2 separate regions of the Homo sapiens genome follow, and region 2 is linked to region 1. Evidence: read pairs that join two places in POLR2A ChIA-PET (ENCODE). Cell type or tissue: MCF 10A. All regions are shown on one strand. Each heading gives the region's core, and the rest is flanking DNA. Links, peaks and the distances in the headings are about the cores only. Region 1 holds the start of KAT14 (lysine acetyltransferase 14). Region 2 has its middle 60 kb from the start of PET117.

Region 1 (2,906 bases), core at 107-2,606:
TGAATTTCTTCTCAAAGTTCATTACAGCAAGAACTCCATTTTCCAATTCAGTGGTACATTCTCTCTAGGCTGCAAAAAATGCTGTGGACAAAATGACATTTGGAAAAGGTATCTTTAAAGATACCTTTAAGAGCAATAGTCCCCTTATGCCATTTACGCTCACATAAGAGACTGGAATAGCAAAGCACTATGAACAGTAATGAATGTTGTAAAACTCCCTGGTGAGGCTTAATCAATACTGCCTATAGCCGTGTCCACCGGAAGAAGCTCGTTCTCTGTGAATTCTAGTGGGAAAGAATGATTGAATGATGAACACGTTTTCACTGGTTGCTCTATCAGATACTTAAAAGTTTCTGGGAGGCCTTGCCTTTTTTACCCGAGGAAGAAGTGAAAATGCGTCTTGCACAATTGCTTAACTATTCCCAACGCAAGACTTCTTTATATCATTTATTTCCCTTGTATTACTGGCGCGGAAACTTGGGTGTAAAAGTGATCACAAAGATTACATGGGGCCAGGCGCGGTGGCTCACGCCTGTAATCCTCTCGGGAGGCTGAGGCAGGAGAATCGCTTGAATCCGGTAAGGTTGCAGTGAGCCGAGATCGCGCCACTGCACTCCAGCCTGGGCGATAGACAGAGACTCTGTATCAAAATTATAATAATAATAATAATAATAATCCGAGCCTGACCAGTCGCCCCACAGCGTCAAGGTGAAACCAGGTGACCGCGACTACAGCGTTTAATAATGGGTCCTCAGGCAAAAACTCCACGGATGGGAACCCCGCGCCTCTGAAGCTGCCTAACGAGGCGGTCTCCTGGTGGCGCCTGCCCCGCCAAAGGAGCAATGAGGGGGCTGCGTTTAGGCGAAGCCGGTATTGGGCGAAGCTTCTGGATCAGTCAGGGGCTCAGAAGGGACGTCTGTGGGAGAGGGGTCAGCACGGTATCCAGACCCCGCCCGGGGTGAGGTTGGTACTGAACTGACTGAGGGGCATGGAACCCCCACCCTCCACCCTGGTAAGGTGCCGGGGCCAGTTTGGGCCGGGACTCCTAGAATTTGAATCGGGGGTGGTCTAACGCTGTCGCCTGCGGGGTGTGCAGGAGGCCCCTAGTGAAGCCAAGAGTTCGTAGAGCCTGGGCGCCGCTCTATGCTCGGCTCTCGATTGCTCACGCCTGGCAGCGGCGAGCGGCGCACGCGACGGCTGGGGCTCTGCGCTCGAGGGGTCGAGCCTGGGCAGTACAGGCGGCGGTGCGCACTCTGCGGCGGCCTCTGCGCCTCGGGCGGGCGGGAGAGAGAGGCCGCGGCCGCCAGCGTGGGGATGTCTAGGAGCTCGAAGGTGGTGCTGGGCCTCTCGGTGCTGCTGACGGCGGCCACAGTGGCCGGCGTACATGTGAAGCAGCAGTGGGACCAGCAGGTCGGTGTCACGTGACCGTCTCTTCCGGGCCCGCGCGCGCGGCGTCGACCTGGGGCCTCTCGTGGTCTCTGCCCGCTCGGTTCCTCAGCTCCTCTTCGTGTCTTTCCCCCGCGGTGGCGCGGCCCTGCACCCCACGCGTTTGCGGCTGCGGCCGGCGGCCGCTCTGCTGGGCTCCGGGCGCTGCAGCTCCCGGCGGGCGTGTGCAGCCCGCAGATTCAGGACGACCCGGCTGCCCGGCTTAGCGCCTTTGGAGCTCCGCGCTGAAGGGGCCTTGCTCCGCACAGGCACGGCACGCAAGCTTTTGGGGTGCCCAGTGGCTCTGTTTTCAAGTCACAGCCGGCCCGCAGGGTGCGGACCTTTCCACATCTCACTTGGGCCGCTAGAAAATAGAAGGTGGGGAAGGAGTTTCTTGGGGTGCATTCTGCAAGCTACCAGCCTCCCTCCTGGCCCAAGGTTGGGGTTAAAGCCTAATGTGTTTTACGTGCTATTGATTTTATCCCATGGTAAGGGAGCCCCCCTTCCCCGTACTCACTCTCCATGCCTTTGACCAAGATAATTTGGTGAGATGTTTGCACTTCTCGTTTAAATGAACAGTTTGCTATGGAAACTAGAATCTGGGAACGATAGAGATAACAGTCTCCAGATTTTTTTTTTTGGTACTTTTATTTCAGGAAATATCCGTGACCTGCTGATCAGCAGTGACTATTCTGTCCTCTCAGTTCATATTTTCTTTCTTATTCAAGTTGACAGACCTTTAATGGGTGATTACTGTGTGGAAGCTACCTCACTAAGCACCTTGGGAATACAAAGATAAGGAAACTCCACTCTTCCAGAGTCTATCAGTGATTCACGACCTTGCTGAGAACAGGGTCATTGGTGAATTTTCAGAAAACAACTTGGCAGTGATTGGGGTTGAACCTAGTTCACCAAGGGTGAAAATAATGGACTGGATGAATCAAGAGTAAACAGTCTTTTCTTGATTTGCCTACCCAGACCTTTGGACTGTGCTATGTGCTTGATATACAGAGATGAAGTGGATGAGGTCTTTGTTCTTGGTGTTCACAGACTGTGGAAATTAGAAGAGAGGAAGCATGTGATGGTACAAGAATTTTGACGAGGGGTTGAGATGACTTAACAATGAAAGGGCACAGGAGAGATCAGAGATTTGGGATTAAAATGTGCTCCTAAGGGGCTGGCTTTTGGAATAGAGGCAGAAGACTTCCGCCTCTTACAAGGAAAAGTAAAAGATGTTGATCCTGGGAAAACTTGAGATGGAGTAAAATTTAGTATGACAGATGATCTGACGTCAGTGAAGTGATGTTTGAAGGGTTTGGGTAGGGATGGATTAGAGCTTGGCTTTGGACCCTAACTGAACATCAAATGTTCCCGGAAAGTTTTTACAATGTGACTAAGGCTTGGTCCCCACCCCAGACCATTTAAACCAGAATCTCCTGGGGATGGGGACCTGGTTCAACAATGTTTTAAAAGTAACCCAG
Region 2 (2,906 bases), core at 123-2,622, 60 kb after region 1:
CCTGGGTTCAAGCAATTCTCCTGCCTCAGCCTCCCAAGTAGCTGGGATTACAGGCACCCGCCACCATGCTTGGCTAATTTTTTTTGTATTTTTAGTAGAGATGGAGTTTCACTATGCTGGTCAGGCTGGTCTCGAACTCCTGACCTCGTTATCCACCCGCCTTGGCCTCCCAAAGTTCTGGGATTATAGGCGACAGCCACCGCACCCGGCCTAATTTTTTGTATTTTTAGTAAAGATGGGGTTTTGCCATGTTGGCTGTGGCTGGTCTCAAACTTCTGACCTCAGGTGATCAGCCCACCTCAGCCTCCCAAAGTGCTGGGATTACAGGCATAAGCCACCGCGCCCAGCCTACTGTGTGTTTTTTTTTTTTTTTTTTTTTTTTTTTTTTTTGAGACGGAGTCTCACTCTGTCACCCAGGCTGGAGTGCAGTGGTGCAATCTCGGCTCACTGCAAGCTCTGCCTCCCGGGTTCACTCCATTCTCCTGCTTCAGCCTCCCGAGTAGCTGGGACTACAGGTGCCCGCCACCACGCCCGGCTAATTTTTTTGTATTTTTAGTAGAGACAGGTTTCACTGTATTAGCCAGGATGGTCTCGATCTCCTGACCTCGTGATCCTCCGTCCTCAGCCTCCCAAAGTGCTGGGATTACAGGCGTGAGCCATCACGCCCGGCAGCTATTTGTTTTTAAAGACAGATCTAGCTTTAAAAATGGAAGCAACTTGATCAAAATTCTGTTACAAAATTTTTGAAACCATTGAAGTTTAATGTTAGATAAAAAATTAAATTTAGAGAACTACGTGAGAGGCCACGTGCTGATGCCTCCCCACATTATATTTTGCTCGGCAAATAATAATGCCTTTATTTGCTAAAATGCTAGCTTGTGTCAGTGTCTGCAATGGCTTTTCTGTGCAGGAGTAGGTGCTGTTGTCTGCATTAACCAGGTTTTGGACTCCCTGGGAGCTGAGGCAGCTTTTGTCCTCCCCAGCACTTGGCTGAGGCCTGGGCACATAGAGACGCTCAGTTGCCAAGATCCCCAAAGCAGTGACGGCTTGCCTCCGGAGAACAAGTCCTCTGGACAGCTTACCGCTTTCCTCCCCTTCCCAGAGAGCTAAACCAGTGCTTCCCAGCCTTGCCCTGCAAAAACCCCAACACAGAAGGAGGCACCAGCTATGACCTGGCAAGAACTCACATCCTTTGAGGTTTCATTGTTAAAAATTGCAGCTATGGGCCGGGCGCTGTGACTCACACCTGTAATCCCAGCACTTTGGGATGCCGAGGAGGGAGGATCACCTGATGTCAGGAGTCAGACCAGTCTGACCAACATGGTGAAACCCTGTCCTGACTAAAAATGCAAAAATTAGCTGGGCGTGGTGGTGCACGCCTGTAATTGCAGCTACTCAGGAGGCTGAGATAAGAGAATTGCTTGAACCTGGCAGGTGGAGGTTGCAGTGAGCCGAGATTGTGCCACTGCACTCCAGCCTGGGCAGCAGAGTGAGACTCCGTCTCAAAAAAACAAAAAAAATTACAGGTATGTTATATTCTGCTCTTTAAGTATATCTGATTGTTTTAATATTAAAATGGATTTTTTCACTCCAAAGCTTTGGGTAGAATTGAAACCCTAAGAAGATGGGCAGTTTTAGCTTATGGTTTGGGACACTCTATGAGCCTCCAGAGAGAGAGAGTGTGCGCACAAGCACACACACAAATGTGCACTATCAATCTGAAATTTCATTCTTTTCCTCTTAATGAATAATCAAGGAGTTCAAGACACACTTGTTTTCACTTTGACACTATAATTCGTTTCATTTTGAGAAAGAGAATTTTGAGTTGAAGATAAATGACAGTTGAAAAGCAAACGTGCTACTAATATGTTCACATTTGCCCAAAATGTCTAGTATTCCAGTTAAACTGAATATTGCTAAAGGTTCAATTAAATGAAAAGATATGTCCAGTGAAGGACATTAGGCTCCAAGTGGGATAAAAAGAAAAAGCCTGATCTTAGAAGGTCTTGAGGAAGCAAGGATTGTTGGCAACATGGGCCCTTGAGATTAAGCCTTAGGCTATGGCCTCATGCCTCTGAGTACAGTAGTTGCTTACCACTGAGGAGCAGACACTACTCAGCTCTTGCAGAGCCAGTGCTAGGCTGGGCTTGGTAAAAACAGCAAAGGTCACAAAGCATTAAGCAGACAATATTAGGTGCTAAAAATACAAAAATAACGGAAGCTCCCATTTCTGAACTCCTCTTTCTCCAGCAGCCCTATGAGGTGGTCCTGTAATTGCCTCTATTTTATGAAGAGAAAACTGAGGCTTCAGAGGTTAAGTAACTCCCCAAGGATGCACAGATAGTAAGCAGAAGATAGCATCTAAGTCCAGGCTAGAATGGGCCTCTCAGCCAGCCCCCTCCTTGTCTGCAGAAGTGAGTAAGATGTAGGAGGAAAATCATCCAAGGCCAAAGAGGCCCTTGAACCCTGGATAGGGACTCATGATTCAGAGCCCAGCCATATACTTCCCATTCACTTTGCTGGTGGGACCTCTAACTTCTTGTTTAGATATTTGATTGCTGGTCTCCCAAGTCAAGTTTCTTAATCTGAGGTGGTTGTATGCAAAGGCAAGTGTATATGAGTATGAGAGTATGAATGTATTTCTGGGGAGAGGGCCTGAAGCTTTATCAGATCTTCAAAGGGGTATGTGAGACAAATAGTAGTAATTAGCCCTGTTTAGATGCAGACTCGAGGCCGGGCGTGGTGGCTCACACCTGTAATCCCAGCACTTTGGGAGGCCAAGATGGGCAGATCACCAGAGGTCAGGAGTTCAAGACCAGCTTGGCCAACATGGTGAAACCCCATGTCTACTAAAAATACAAAAATTTGCCAGGCATGGTGGTGGTTGCCTGTAATCCCAGCTCCTC

The links. ChIA-PET counts read pairs that join two places held together with the same protein. Peaks named below come from ENCODE experiments on the same cell type or tissue, not always from the same donor. Only the 100,000 strongest peaks of a DNase experiment are listed, where the experiment ranks them.
Region 2: POLR2A ChIA-PET joins it to region 1 with 13 read pairs; 5 of 35 experiments call an interaction of 5 or more read pairs at or near these places.

Annotation. Positions count from the first base shown.
Region 1 is chr20:18,136,642-18,139,547 of GRCh38, forward strand. It overlaps KAT14 (lysine acetyltransferase 14), which reads left to right and starts at 1,222. Exons shown (of 11, transcript NM_001392073.1): 1 at 1,222-1,410. It overlaps PET117 (PET117 cytochrome c oxidase chaperone), which reads left to right and starts at 1,222. Exons shown (of 2, transcript NM_001164811.2): 1 at 1,222-1,410. The coding sequence starts at 1,315. RefSeq lists a silencer at 1,591-1,710. In MCF 10A, for the core only: no CTCF peak of the experiment used is centred there; a DNase peak (open chromatin) is centred at 1,190.
Region 2 is chr20:18,196,645-18,199,550 of GRCh38, forward strand. No RefSeq gene overlaps it. Among named protein-coding and RNA genes, the nearest start is that of PET117, 60 kb to the left of the region's middle. In MCF 10A, for the core only: a CTCF peak has its summit at 912; a DNase peak (open chromatin) is centred at 1,227.